Regions from separate parts of the Homo sapiens genome. Here region 2 is linked to region 1. Evidence: read pairs that join two places in POLR2A ChIA-PET (ENCODE). Cell type or tissue: CD4-positive, alpha-beta T cell. All regions are shown on one strand. Each heading gives the region's core, and the rest is flanking DNA. Links, peaks and the distances in the headings are about the cores only. Region 1 overlaps RSBN1 (round spermatid basic protein 1). Region 2 overlaps AP4B1-AS1 (AP4B1 antisense RNA 1).

Region 1 (7,383 bases), core at 3,156-5,655:
TCTTTCTGTCGCACAGCACATACCAGCACATTTTTGATAACAAATTTATGGTAATAAAGGTGCTTCAAATTGTTTGTCTCTTCCTCTAATTGAAAAATCTTAATTACTGAGTTCGGGTGGGGCTTCTTCTTTACTGGAGGGAATGCTTTATACATGTTATACATCATTACAAATCTTTATGGAAAACTAGCTTGAAAACTTACCTGGTCTTTCACAAATCGGGTAATGTTAGTATGGAGGATGTGATTGAGATCTGTTAGTCTCAGGATAACTTTAGTTAAGATTTGCTTTTATATCATAATAAAACACGTGAGGGCATGGGCCTGTTTATATGCCAGGTTTTTGGAGTTTTTATATCTCTTTCAGTAACTTGTTGGCAGTCCATCCCAGAAATATACCCCATTTATGTGACTTGGAAGTGTCATTAGGAAGACCGCCATAGCCTCTGCTCCTTCTGCCTATACATTGTTGTAGGTGAAGACATTTTTTGAAGCCTTGCATGGGCAGCTAGGCTTAAGTCAGCAGGGAAACGTCTGCTTCTTAACCAGTGGTTTTAACCAAACATTTTTTTCAGTGAAGTTATTTTAGGGAATAAGAAGTTAATAATGTGTCCTAGTTTTTTTCTTACTTGCTTTTCTCGTAAGAATTGAATATAAATGGTCAGCTATAAGTTTCTGCAGTATATATTATAAATTCAACTTTAGTGGAGACTTTCACTTTTTAAACTTTTATGATTATATGTTCTGTTTTTTCAGGTTGTCTAGTAATTTGCTGCCATTCTTTTCCCTTAATATATATATATTTTTTTAGGTAAATAGATTGTTGCCGTAATAAGACTCTCAGCTGCCTGAATTATAGTGGTTTCAAGCCACTTAGATTTATTTGAAACCTCCTCTAACTTGAATCTTTTTAGTGAGTCTTACCATCTTTGCCTCCAATGAGGGGAGTATCCAGTTTAGATTTATGAGCTTCAGAATTTCTCTAATTGAAGTTCTCTCTGCAGTAGAGAGAGCAGGAGCAGCCAATGTGGAGAGGTCGCAAGATGGGGCTGCCCAAGATGTTGGAACACCATGTGCAATAAAGGGCTTCGTCTTGGATTTTGGCCTTATTACCACAACCAGGTACCGAAGTGCTGACTTTTGTAGTAGATTTTCTTTTTTCATTTTCATTTTTTTTTTAAGTTTTGCCCTTTGAAGGTCAAGGAATCCTATTTTTATAAATATTGCAGATGAGACTGAAAACATTTCTCCTAATATAGTCCATAATCCCCATAAGTTCCCTATTTAACAAGGAAAGATATTGCTGAGAGCAGAATCAACATGCTCTATCATTTTTTTAGTTTAGAAAAATGCAGCAAATTTTCTCTTTTGATAGACCAACAAGCATTTCTGAGAAATAAGCCAGAAATTTGGGGGAAAACTGTCCCAGTTTTGTAAGGGTGTCTTTTTAACATTCATATTAGTTAAAGTGGATCAAATTTGTATGTCAACAGACAGTATCCAGTCTAAATAGTTAATAAAAGAAAATATCTTGAAATATTCCCTGCTGATTTTTGTCCTCCAATTAATTTTTTAAAATGGAGCTGAAATTTAAATGACTGTACCAACAACTTACCTTGATACTTACTTTGAGATTTAAAAAATAACCACTTTTTAAGAACATTTCAGATTATGATTAAATTAGATATTAAACGCTTCAACCACATAAGAATATTGAGGACTGTTGAATGAGTCCTGTGCTCTGGTGGTCCTGGAACTTAATTTTATTTATGAATTTTCAGTCATTAGAGAAGAGTATGGTGTGGATATGGGAGGTTGGATTAGCCGACTAAACTTTGAAGTTTGCAACTTTAGCAGATGTTGGGATAGAAGTTAACACAGTAGTTCAAATTGATTTCGCACTTCATGGTTTATAGAAATGCTTTCACATTCATATCTGAATATTTGAAACAACCTAGTGGGTAGGTAGGTAAGCAATTTTATCTGTGTTTCCCATGGAAGAAACTGAGGCTGGGAGATGTTCATTGTTTGTTATCCAAGGTCATATAGCTAGTAAGTAGAAGAGTCCAGATGCAAACCCAGGCCACCTGAACAATGTTCACATCATTTTACCATGGAGAAGAGATTAGTGCTTTTATTTGTCTAACACTCTGGTCAGTGAAATTAAAGTATCTCCGTGTGAAACAGCATGCAAAAGGCTTTGTTTCTAATATTTTTAACAAATCCCTTTAGATCGTTGGGAATTAAACAAATACCTAGGGCAGTGTGGACTTACCTGAAGTCTTTTGACATTTTATGAAGTTCTGTTAAACCTAGAAATAAAGTCAAATAAATTTTTTATTGCTTTAGAGACATAGTTATTGGAAGTTATTTATAGTTTAAATATGTAGCCATAATAATTATTCGTGACTATATTTCAAGATAGTTTATTCAGCAAGCACTTACTGAGAACCTACCATGTACTGGGCACTGTGTTCTTAAAAGGACTAATTGATGAGCTCAGTCTAGTGGGGGAGATGAGTAAACCAGCAATTATAATACAGAGTACTACTTGAGTAGAGGTACGCATAGGGAAAACCCTGTAATAGAGGGAGCACTGTCTGTGTTACCTAATGCAGACTTGAGGTAATTCGAAAAGGCATGTTAAGCCATGTGATGCTTGAGTACAATCTTGAAAGCATGTTAATACTTAACTTGGTAAGAACATTTTAAGCGAATAACAGCCTATGCAAATACACAGAGGCATTTGAGAATGCGGCACTTAGAGGGAGCTACAAATAGATTGACATGGCAAGAGTATGCACTGACTGTTAAGGGATGGAAGGAGTTGAGACCAGAGAGAGAGAGACATGATTAGGATTGTGAAGAGCCTTAGATGACATGCTTTTAAAAAGTTAGTACTTTTTCCTAAAGATAATTGGGAGTCATTGGTGAATTTTAATAGGGAAATGCTTGCTATCCATTTATGTTTGCAAAGATTACATAATAGTGTGGAGGATGGAATTGGTGGTGCAGGATATGAGATTGGAAGCAAGAATACCAGTTAGTTACGATAGTAACCATGTCATAAATGCTCCACGTCCAAACTGGTACTGACATTAGAGAGAAAAGAAAGAAATTTGAGAAATAATTAGAAGGTTGAGATTTAACTAGTCTTGGTGAGAGAGAGAGATAGTCTTCAGATGTGGTTTGGACAAATGGGTGGATGGCGATGCTGGTCAAAGCCAATACATGGTTGAAAAAGCCGGTTTCTGTGGCTAGAGGGTGTTGATGAGCTCAGTTTGAGATATTTTGAGTTGAAGGTACCTGTGGGAATTTACGGTTAGAAATAACTGTTAGGAGGCTGGGCATGGTGTCTCACATCTGTAATCCCAGCAGTTTGGAGGCTGAGGTGAACAGATTGCTTGAGATCAGGAATTTTGAGACCAGCCTGGTCAAAGTGGTGAAACCCCATGTCTACTAAAAATTCAAAAATTAGCTGACATGGTGGCGGGCGCCTGTAATCCCAGCTGCTTGGGATGCTGGCTTGAACCTGGGAGGTGGAGTTTGCACTGAGCCAAGATCACGTCACTCACTCCAGCCTGGGCGACAGAGCAAGTCTCAATAAAGAAAAAAAGAAAAAAAAAAAAAGAACTCTTAGGAATTGAATGTATGGATCCAAGTTTGAGAGATGTGTCTAGGTTGGAGATGCAGAAGTTGAACCCATTAATGCAGGAGATGCGGAGATGCAGAAGATGGAACCAGCAATAGCAGTGGAAAAGAGATGAAACTAAGGGTGGAATCTTGTGATGCATCCACAAGTAAGTATGATGAACATGGGAAAAGACCAAAAAGAAAGGCAGGCAGAAGAAAGACTAGAAGTTTTCTGCATTTTAAGAATGAAGTGTTTATTTTATCCATATGAAGGATCCAGTAAGTAAGGATGGGAAAGTGGTAGGTTTATCAATTAGGAATTGAATTGGAGACATGATCAAGATTAGTGCTTTGCAAACCGTGGACAGGTAAATACTATTGTAAATTATGCCTTTTCTTTAGAACCTTGCTACTAAAAGTTTGCTCTATGTATGAATTTGGCACCACCAGGGAGCTTGCTAGGAGTGTAGACTGGGCTCTTACCCAGATTTTCTGAATCAGAATCTGCATTTTTAAAAGGTGATTCATATGCACATTAAACTTTGAGAAGCTTTAGAACTCAGCTCCTCTAAGCAGGAGAAAGTAAAATGTAGATTTTGTGCAAGAAAAATGAAAACTTCTGTTATTTTTATATTTTTAAATTATTGTGGTGGCTAAAGCTAGGATCCACATATAGGGTTTTCTTTTAACATTCTAGAAAACTCAAATGTTCTAATACCAGAGCAGAAAAATTTATATGTCCATTGAAACAGTAAGCTGATCCTTGTTTGATTACTTAACTCTTAGCAGTTGATACAGGATAACTTTATAAAGTTGAGTTTCCTTCCTTCCTCCCTTCCCCTTCCCCTCCCTTCCCTTCCTTTCTTTCTCCTTTCTTTGATGAGGTCTCGCTCTGTGGCCCAGGCTGAAGTGTGATCATGAAGTGTGATCATGGCTCACTGAGGCCTTGAACTCCTAGGCTCTAGTAGTCTTTCTACTGTTTCTTACTCCACTGTACCCCAGTACATAAACTTCAGGAAGTGGTGGAACTCAACTTGTTCTTCGCTTTCAGGTGCTATTTCCAGTGCCTCAGCCTCTAGAGTAGCTAGGACTACGGGTGTGTACTATTACAATTGGCTAATTTAAAAATTTTTTTATAGAGCCAGAGTCTCACTATGTCGTCTAGGCTAGTCTTGAGCACCTGGTCTCAACGGATTCTCCTGCTTTGGCCTCCTAGCATGTTCGGATTACAGGTGTGAGCACTAGCTTTGCTTATAGTCTGCATTTTCTGGTGATGCTGATGTTGCTAGTAAATGGACCACCAAGGCCATATAGGTCTCAAAATCTGTACATAAATTGCAAGCGCAAATAATAACAAACACTAAAAATACAGTGAAGTTAAAAGGGAATTGTTTTCAATATCACCTCTGAGATCTTCTGGCAACTAAGTAATTGAAGGATGTACATGGAGAGGAGTGTGTGTTATGTGTTTGCTGGGGGTAGGGAAGATTGGCAAATCTGCATGTTTTAAGTATCTTTTTCAAAAATTTTCATATATAATTTTGAGGTTTCACTGAGAATCAAAGCTTTTTAACTTTAGGTAGTTTTATTTCTTATATTACTTTTATTACTCTATAAAATGATAATGTTCTGTAGCATTGGCGTGTATAATTTTAGTGTCTACGGTTCCAGAGAAAAACAAAAAATGTTATTCCCTCGTTGTGTGTTGGGACAAGGCCTTATATGGGCTTGTTATATGCACTCTGATCTTTGATTGATTAACATTTTATAATGAATTGGTAATACTAATAAGAATAGAACTAGTAGAGTAGTATATAGCTTGGGAAATAGCTCAGAAACCCTTAAGGAACTGTATGCATTATTAGTGTGTTATAGAAAAGGAGAAATAAACATTTTAAGTAGCAGGTTTTATAAAATAAAATGGCATAAATAAAAATGGTAGGCTTGATTCTTTTTTTTTTCCTCTTATTTTAAGTACTCACTTTGACCCAGTCACACTGTTTTTTCACTATATATTTTAAAGTAGGAATGCCTTTCTATTCACAAGGCACAAGGTTAGGAAGATCGCTGGCTAATTTTTTCCTTTCTGTGTTTTAAAAAGTCAGCTTGAATAGGCTTCTTCCTGAAACGTGAGTTCTGTGGAATAATCCACACCCGCTCTCAACCCCCATACACAGGGTTTTCCACATAGTGCTTTTTTAGCTTGGTGTTCTCCTGAGTTATTAACAGATTTATAATTGTCCTTTGTAGAAGCTCTATGTATTGGGGACACAGTTGAGCTTACTTAATTCAGAAATTCATACAGGATAACTGTGAAGTTGAGTTTCTAATTTAAACACTACATATGTATTGACAGCAGTATATATATTCAAAGATAATTGTTTAACATTTTATAGATATTATAAAGAGAATAAATTTTATGCAAAACTATTATTTTTTTTAATAGGCATATTTCTCTTTGATGCCACATCCTTCTCCCCTCCCCACTTTGCCTTCTGATTTTACCAAAGACTGTGTTTTTCCTGTTGGCGTTATGTCTCCTGCTTCCATGGCAGCTTTAGTTTTTTCTGTTCTTTGGTCTCGTACTTACCTCCCTCCAGTCCTCCCAATTCTGTTTGTTCCTCCACTGTGCTCCAGTACATAAACTCCGGAAAGCTGTAGAATTCAACTTGTTCTTTGTTTTCAGTTGCTATTTCCAGGCCAGAGTTTCCCAAACTTGCCAGATCCTAAGAATAATTTGGGGTTGCTAGTTCAAATATACATTAGACTCTCAGGTTCCTCTTCTGGAAATTTTGGTTCATGAGGTCTGGAGTGAGGCATGAAATAAGTACCTTGACCGACTTGATTCCTATGATCAGGCAAGTTTAAGAAACACTGTTTTAAACCATATACCATCTACCATTACTCTAGTTCCTTTCATTTGACCTGTAGATAGCATCTTTTTAGAATTTCAGAGCATCATAAACTAAGAGATAATCTTATCTGACCTCTACAAAGTGCAAATTTTAAAAAATCATGTTTTGATTGGCCATCACTGGGGACTTTGTCTCTTCATGACATTTTATAATGCTTCCCATTGGGTTGTCAACATTGCCTGGGAAGCCTACTTCTTTTCTTTGTTTAGCTTGTTTACCTGTTCTTCATAAATACTATTTAAACTTTATCTGTATACATCTTTTCCTCATTCTCTCCTGTTACAGTAGAGAAGATATTCTATCTCCTCCTCAAAGGCTAATTTGTCAGGCTAATTTGTCTACTTGTGTTATGAATACCATCCCTTAGCCTGCTAAGGTTTTTAAAAAACTGTTGTCAAATATACACAAAATTTACCATTTTAACCATTTTAAAGTGTATAATTCTGTGGCATTGGGTATATATATTGTTCTATTACCACTACCGTTTCCAGAACTTTTTCCTCATACCAAACAGAAACTCTATACCCATTAGGTTAGGATCTTTGATGTCAGTTACCCGCTACTACCCCTCCAACCTTTCCCTTCTCCATTCCCACTCCCCACGTAACTAAAAGTATAAAATATATTAAGCGAATTTCTGCTTCGTGTCTTTCCCCCGCTTTTTTTTTCTCTAAATAAACTTTTCCTTTCTCCCTAGAAGTAAATCTTTATTCTGAATTTGTGGCTTATCATGTCGTTTTATCTTTTAACATTTTACTAATACCAAATGAACATAAAAACAATACTTGTACCTTTGTATTTTAAAACTACAGTGTATTGTGTGTATCATTCTGCAG
Region 2 (7,383 bases), core at 1-2,500, 82 kb before region 1:
CGCATAGAATACACTATCATTGCCTTTGATAAATCTGAAAATACAGGGGACATCTTTTGAATAAACTCTTAAATAAACTTATAGGAGACAAGGAAATTGAATAAATGAAAACTTCTATAGCTGAATATACAGATTTATATTGAAGAGATTCAGACTAAGGGAAGATCATGGCGAAACAGAGTTAGGGGCAAGATTTTTGAAGAAAAATTGAGCTTTATGGTTTTATTTTCATTGTGGTGAAACTTAGGGGTAAAGGTGAGAAGTAGAAAAAAGTGGTAGTAGAACGAACGAGGTCTGTAGGTGATGTGCTTGGATAGGTTGGGTGGGGATAGTTGACAGGGAGGGGCTTGGTGACAAGCTAAGGAATCTGGACTTGTTCCCGTAGATCATCAATAACTATTCTGATTCTTTAGCATTAAAGTGCAGTTTTAAGAACTTTCATCCAGCCTTGGTTAACAGGAGATACTAGAATGGAAACATATAGATAGGAAGATACTCTAAGTTTATTGCTATAGGAATCCGGGTGTGAAAGTGGGAATGGGGCTAAGTGGGAATGGAAAAGACAGGTTGAATCTAAAAGACATTGAGGAGAAATTTCCAATAGGCCTTGGTGATCAAAAGAATGCTTACAAAGGACTGAATGTTTCACAGACAGTATATATATCCCATATCAAATCAATGACCCTGGAATGTAGGGAAAGGCAAGAGTAGTGAAACTAAAGCTAAGGTTGGGTAAGTATCTTCTCCAGGGTAAAACATGTCTCCCCCTCATCTAAAAGACAGAAGGATGTTCTGAGAATCCTGAATGTTTTTCCTATTGAATAGTTTATCTTACCCTTGTAGTCTTCCCTGAAATTCTCCTCAATTAATGTTTATTGTAATCTAATTCCTGACCTCTGTGATACTGATATTTCCCCTTAAACTAGCATACTCCCCTCTTCTTGGAACAGGTGACATGGTGACCAGCACTCTTCTCTGTTGTGTTCTTCCTTCTGACCAAGCACTACAGCCACATGAGGCAGCAGTGAGATGTGGCCTTGTCACTCCTCTTCAGGTGCTTATCCACAATTTACTTCCCACAATTTACTTGATGGTTCTGGCAAAATGTTTGTGAGTCTTTTTTTATTGCATGGAATTGTGTTCACTTAGGTTTTATGCCAGACTGGTTTAAATGATTCATCATAAATTCTGAAACTCTTTTAGGTATTTGCCAACCTTTACTGCATGTCTTGTTTCCCCTCCCCAGCTCTTTATCTTCCCGCAAGATACAAATGAGTCAACACAATCTTCATCAAAAAGCATTGTGCTCTGTAGAAGGAAGTGTGATAAATTAAGTAGTAGCTTATTTTTTTAAAAAAAAAATAATAGCTCCAGCTACTTGGAAGTCTGAAGTGGAAGGATCACTTGAGCCCAGGAGTTCCAGACTAGTCTGGGTAACATAGCAAGACCCTGTCTCAAAACAAAACAAACAAACAAACAAAAAAACCCAAAACAAAAAAAATAATTAAAGTTTTTTGTTTTCTTCTTCAGTTTGTTTTTTGCTTGCTTGAGTGGTCTGCTCAGGAAATGGCCTTGTAGCTAAGTGGGTTTTGGGGGTTTGGTTATTTCACAATGTCTCTATACCTTTTGGGTTTACAGTAGAATAGATTGCTGCTTGCTTTTTTAAAAAAGTGTGAAGTTCTGCCAAGACACTATTTACAGATTCTTAGATTTTGAGGAAAGGGACTATGGAGGCATCTAAGCAAAATTTTTTTTGTTATCTCCTATTTATTTCTGTCTTCTCCCTCATTAAGAAGAAACAAGAAAGTTAGTAAGAGATTGTGCTGAAATATAGGCTTGAGAAAAATAGATTTAAATTTTATTAGGCAGGTTTGCCTCATCAATTAATAAAAATTAATAAAGTTCTAGTTTTGTGTAATTGAGGACATTCTAAGGGTACAGAGAAATTATAAAACTATATTATCTTCTTTGTCCAAACATAGAAAATCATTTTCCTTTTAGGATTATGCTTTGCTACTCTGCAATTAAGCAAGTTAGTTTGGAATGTTTTTATTTTTATTTTCTTTCCCAAAGTTACCTAAGGAGTGTTTTAATTTTTATCAGTAATCATGTCTGTATCTTTAGTTCTGAGTTGCTTTATTAACTGGCTAAGGATGTTTTTGTTTTGTTTTGTTTTGTTTTTACCATATTCTGGCTTTCTCAGTGTTGTATGCCAATCTCCTAAGACAATGTTTAGAATTTAGTGGGTACTCAATAAATTTGTTGAACAACTTAATGGATTTTTAAATGTTTATTTCTAATTTTAAAAACGGTATGATAATTTTAGAAAGCAAACTTTATCATAATTCTAAAATTATGATAATTTTAGAAAGCAAACTTACACAATTGATTCTTTTTTGCTTCTTTTAGTCTTTAACTATGTACACACTTTTACATGGTTTTAGTTATTACAAACTTGAAATTTTGTATTTTTATAAATCAAAGATTTCCCATATTTTATGTTTTAAAATAGCCAAAGTAAACATCACGTTACTTAGAGCAGCAAGAAATTCTCTCTTAATTCTAGATGGGGATAATTTAAGAAATATACTATTCCTAACAAATATTGCTGAAGAATGAGGGTTTATTTTAATTTATGTATACTGGGATTGAGTTTCTTAATTTGAAATATTGTCTTTAAGTTGTCTATAACCAAGATATCTCGATGATCTTTCTTTTTTTTTTGCAGTACTTAGTAAAGAGCATGCAGTATCTTTAATGTTCAGATTAAGCAGTGTTCAGAATCATGATATCCTGAAGGAAGTTTGAATAATGTTGCAAAACAGAAAGGATTGCTAATATCTTAAATAGAGGAAGTCCTAACAACACATTTCCCAGTTTTCTTCAGGATCAAGACTAATTTTGTTAACATTTGTTGAACTTCTGCCTTCAATAAAGATGATATACTGATTTTTGGATGTTCTCACACTGAATTAGGCACTTGGGTAGACTTGTACCCATTGAGAGGTTATGCAAGCTCAAATGTGGAAAGTTTTTCTAGAAGAGCCTGCCTTTCAGGGCCAAAATGCCACAGGCACAGCATAACTTCCTGAAACAAATTTATTTCCTAAGACATTGGTTGCAGAGTAGAAATGTGTTCTTTAGAAACAGTTCTTCAGGCTTTCTGCCCTAAAAGTTACAATGTTGTCAGCAAGGTGGTTGATTTTACTTTCTTTTTGTTCCATCACAGTTTACCAGCATTACATATGCAGGGTATTGAGCTAACTGTCTGGTCAGGTGCTCCTTGTGGGGGCCACTTGCTCTAGATCCTATATAGACCAACACTCTTAGTCTTTATATCCAGAACCCAAGTGAAGCTTCAAAGGTTACTGGGAGGGTTGAAGAGGTGCTGAAATCAACACTTCCCTTAATGGAGGTCAGCACTTCCCCAGTCCTGGGAGAGACACAGACTGTCAGAAGCATCTGACTTTGCTTCATTCAAAAGGGAGTTTGAGGTATATATAGCAGACTTAAAAGTTATGAATAAAAATACCTTCTGTGATGAACAGAAGTTTCTCATTGATCACACTGACAAGAAACCTTTCGATGAACAGTCCGGGTAGAAGACATGTCACTCACTCTAAACAGTGTCTGTCTTCTTTCCTGGGCCTAACTGAACTTTGCAGAGTTCATTTGGGACATAAGGAAACAGAAGGTGTCAACTTGGCCCTTGTGCTCACTGGGAAAATGGGGAGAGACAGAACTCATTCAGGAGACCTGTAATTCTGTTCTTTCTCTGGGAGGCAAGAAGAAAGGTGAGTTTTGCATATGGGTGATGGAATGGAATAATCTCAGTTAAGCAGACCACACTTTACGTTCTAGTTAGCCTCTTGTTTGTTAAAAATTTGAATTGTAACCAGGTTCCTTTGCTGAGAAGGAAGGCACTAGGGCCCTGGAGTGAGATGATGGCTGTGTTATGTGACCACAGAAGGTGGTTACGTACTAATTTCCTCTAGGGCTTGTGATGAAGTCAGTAAACCACAGCCTTCAGCATGCTCTGCTCAGGCGGCAGCAGTGGCTTTTTGGAGGTGTCTCGGCCATGACACACATTTGACATGCCCTCCCTCAACCTACTTATAGACTATTTTTCTTGCTCTGCAGCATGGACCAAAGAGAAATTCTGCAGAAGTTCCTGGATGAGGCCCAAAGCAAGAAAATTACTAAAGAGGAGTTTGCCAATGAATTTCTGGTGAGTCCTGTATGTGACCCTCTCAGGGTAGTTACATACACTATTTAACTGACTATGGGGGTCCAATTTTCCGAGACCAAATTGCTCTTGGGATAAAGTAAATATGAGACCTTGGCGGGGAAGACAGAAAAAAAAAAGTTTGACTTCTCTGAGTGGTTTGCATGTATTTCAGGTATTCTCTCAAAATTACTGGTTTTAATATTTTGTTTGCTAGTTCTTTGGAGTTTGGTTAGGAATCCTACAGAAGACATATACAACTCCAGATGTAAAAACACTAATATTAATTGAACATCCAGATTTCCCCAGGTATCTAAGTTGTGGTTTATGCTTTATATTACTAATTTTAATTAATATTAAGAAGAAAGAGACCAATGTTAACTTTTCATGCAATATTACATTTTTAGCCTCCCCTCTGGGATTCTATTTGGTTGACAAAGGTTTTTGAAGAGCACCAAAACTACCCACTGCCACAGTTTTTTTTGTTGTTGTTGTTTGTTTTTTTAAGATTCAGAATCTTACTCTGTCACCCAGGCTGGAGTGCAGCAGTGCAACCACAGCTCACTGTAGCCTTGAACTCCTGGCCTCAAGTGATTCTCTTGCCTCAGCCTCCTGAGTAGCTGGGGCCACAGGTGTGTATCGCCATGCCTGGCTAATTTAAAAAAAAATTGTTTTTTTCTTTTTTGTAGATACGAGCCTTGCTTTTTTGCCCAGGCTTGTCTCGAACTCCTGGCTTCAAGCAATCCTCCCATCTTGCCTCCCAAAGTGCTGGGATTACAGGCATGAACCACTATGTCTGGCCATCATTTTTCTTTTCTTTTTCATATGAAAAATATATTATAACATGTGTTTTTTCAATAACAGGGCTTCCTTAACTTCTTTTGCTTGGAGAAGTGGAATGGCTAGGATGGAGAGTAGAGACAAGTGTAGGTCAAGGAGAGAAACATGAGTACAAGGTAGCTTCAGGTTGGGTGGATTAGATTACCCAGAAGAACAGTGAATCTCCTTTGAGAGAACTGTGATTATTGATGCAATGGCAGCTGGGTAGGCCTCATTCACCCTACAAGCTGAGATATCAGATAACATAGGGTGTCTAATAGTACCTATCATGTATTTTAGAATGCTTACAGCTGGCGTTTCAGAGATATAAGAATTTTAAACCTTAGCTCTTCAGTTGTGAAGAAATGGGTGGAAAGAGGGGAACTGAAGTACAAACCTGAAATTAAATCATGATTTTTTTTCACCAAATTATGAAGTATTTGACATGTTCTTAAATCTCTCTGTTTTCTAACTTATAAAATGGGGATAATAATACATGTCCTACCTATCCTCACAGGATTGTTGTGATGATTAAATATCAATAACAATCATTAAATGTGGTCATTTATTGAGTACCATTTATTGAGCACTTAGTATGTACCAAGTTCAGTTCTAAGCACTAAAAATACAGCGGTGAACAAAAAGAACCAAAACCTTTGCCTCCTGGAGCTAACACTCTGGTACCGGATAGCAGATGTGAAAACACTCTGAAAGTCTTGAGTAATTAGATATTATTGAGTGATTAGATATTATGATAGGAACTCCGATGTCAGCTCAACATGGATAATCTTGTGGTACTATGAAAAATGTGCTCTCACTGCCACTGGCTGATCAGTCTGAGCCCCTCTGGTAGAGTTACCTGAAAGGAGATAAGTAGGAAGTTCTAGCACATGTGTATACATGTCCCTGCCCCTGGACTATAATTCCTAAGCCAAGGTAACCCAAGGCATAGATGTAAAAAGTGAGCTGAGGGGCAGTGCCGGCCTCTGTTTTATTTTGGTTGTGTTTTTTAAAATAATGTAGACTGGCCGGGGGCAGTGGCTCACACCTGTAAACCCAGCACTTTGGGAGGCCGAGGCGGGTGGATCACCTGAGGTCAGGAGTTTGAGACCATCCTGGCCAACATAATGAAACCCCATTTCTACTAAAAATACAAAAATTAGCTGGGCGTGGTGGCAGGCACCTGTAATCCTAGCTACTCAAGAGGTTGACACAGGAGAATCGCTTAAACTCGGGAGGCAGAGGTTGCAGTGAACTGAGATAGAGCTGTTGCACTCCAGCCTGGACAACAAGAGCGAACTTCTGTCTCAAAAAAAAAAAAATGTAGACTATATCCCTAATATTTTACCTTTTCTCAGCTAAAGTCATTATAATTTCTCACCAAAATATAGCAGCTACCTCCTAACTGGCTTCTCTGCCTCTAGCCTTGCCCCACCTTCAGTCAATTTTCAGTTCAACACCCAAGTGATCTTTTAATCATACAAATCTGGTCTTTTTTTTGGGGGCGACAAAGTTTTGCTCTTGTCACCCAGGCTGGAATGCAATGACACCATCTCGGCTCACTGCAGCCTCCACCTCCCTGGTTCAAGCGATTTTCCTGCCTCAGCCTCCCAAGTAGCTGGGATTACAGGCATGAGCCACCACGCCTGGCTAATTTTGTATTTTTAGTAGAGACAAGGTTCCACCATGTTGGCCAGGCTGGTCTGTCCAACCAGGTAATCCACTCGCCTCAGCCTCCCAAAGTACTAGGATTATAGGCATGAGCCACCACGCCCAGCCAAATCTGGTCATTTTTTCCCTGCTTAAAAACTTGTTATAGTTTTTTTTAGCTGCTTAATATTGTGCAATATAATACACATTTAGAAAAGTACATAAAACATTTAAGTATAATTATAAAGCAACCATTAGCAGTGCAACCACTACCCAAGTCAAGAAACTGTCAGACCCCCGAAGACCCATGCCCCATCAGGTCCCCTACACCCATCTGCCCCTGTCCTGTCCTACCCTGGCCAAGGGATAATCACTATCCTGACTTTTATATTAATCACTTCCTTGCTTTTCTAGCTCCTGATTTTAAGGACCTTGTTTTTGGGTAGTGATTAAGTGTAACCTCACTGTTCACTGACTCATGTCCTCCAGTGGAAAAATAGAGTCTTCCTCTCAGCTCCATCTAAAGGTTTCAGATGAGACACCAGATAGAGAGCTTTGGGGGAGTAGAGGAGTAGTGAATGAGGCTAGACTGCTTGCTTGGACAAGGTAAATACTGCCACTAAATCAGAGGGCTTTCCATCTGGTCATGTTCTGTGTCCCATCTTAAGCCCTTAATGTATTCTCCCAGG

The links. ChIA-PET counts read pairs that join two places held together with the same protein. Peaks named below come from ENCODE experiments on the same cell type or tissue, not always from the same donor. Only the 100,000 strongest peaks of a DNase experiment are listed, where the experiment ranks them.
Region 2: POLR2A ChIA-PET joins it to region 1 with 7 read pairs; 5 of 35 experiments call an interaction of 5 or more read pairs at or near these places.

Annotation. Positions count from the first base shown.
Region 1 is chr1:113,789,924-113,797,306 of GRCh38, reverse strand. All of the region lies in intron 2 of RSBN1 (round spermatid basic protein 1), which reads left to right. Among named protein-coding and RNA genes, the nearest start is that of RSBN1, 19 kb to the left of the region's middle. In CD4-positive, alpha-beta T cell, for the core only: no CTCF peak of the experiment used is centred there; a DNase peak (open chromatin) is centred at 4,576; H3K27ac peaks cover 1,725 bases.
Region 2 is chr1:113,868,382-113,875,764 of GRCh38, reverse strand. The region is part of intron 3 of AP4B1-AS1 (AP4B1 antisense RNA 1); the gene reads right to left. PTPN22 (protein tyrosine phosphatase non-receptor type 22) reads left to right here and starts at 4,053. Exons shown (of 21, transcript NM_015967.8): 1 at 4,053-4,228. The coding sequence starts at 4,142. RefSeq lists enhancers at 4,048-4,307, 4,866-4,915. In CD4-positive, alpha-beta T cell, for the core only: no CTCF peak of the experiment used is centred there; a DNase peak (open chromatin) is centred at 1,254; H3K27ac peaks cover 56 bases.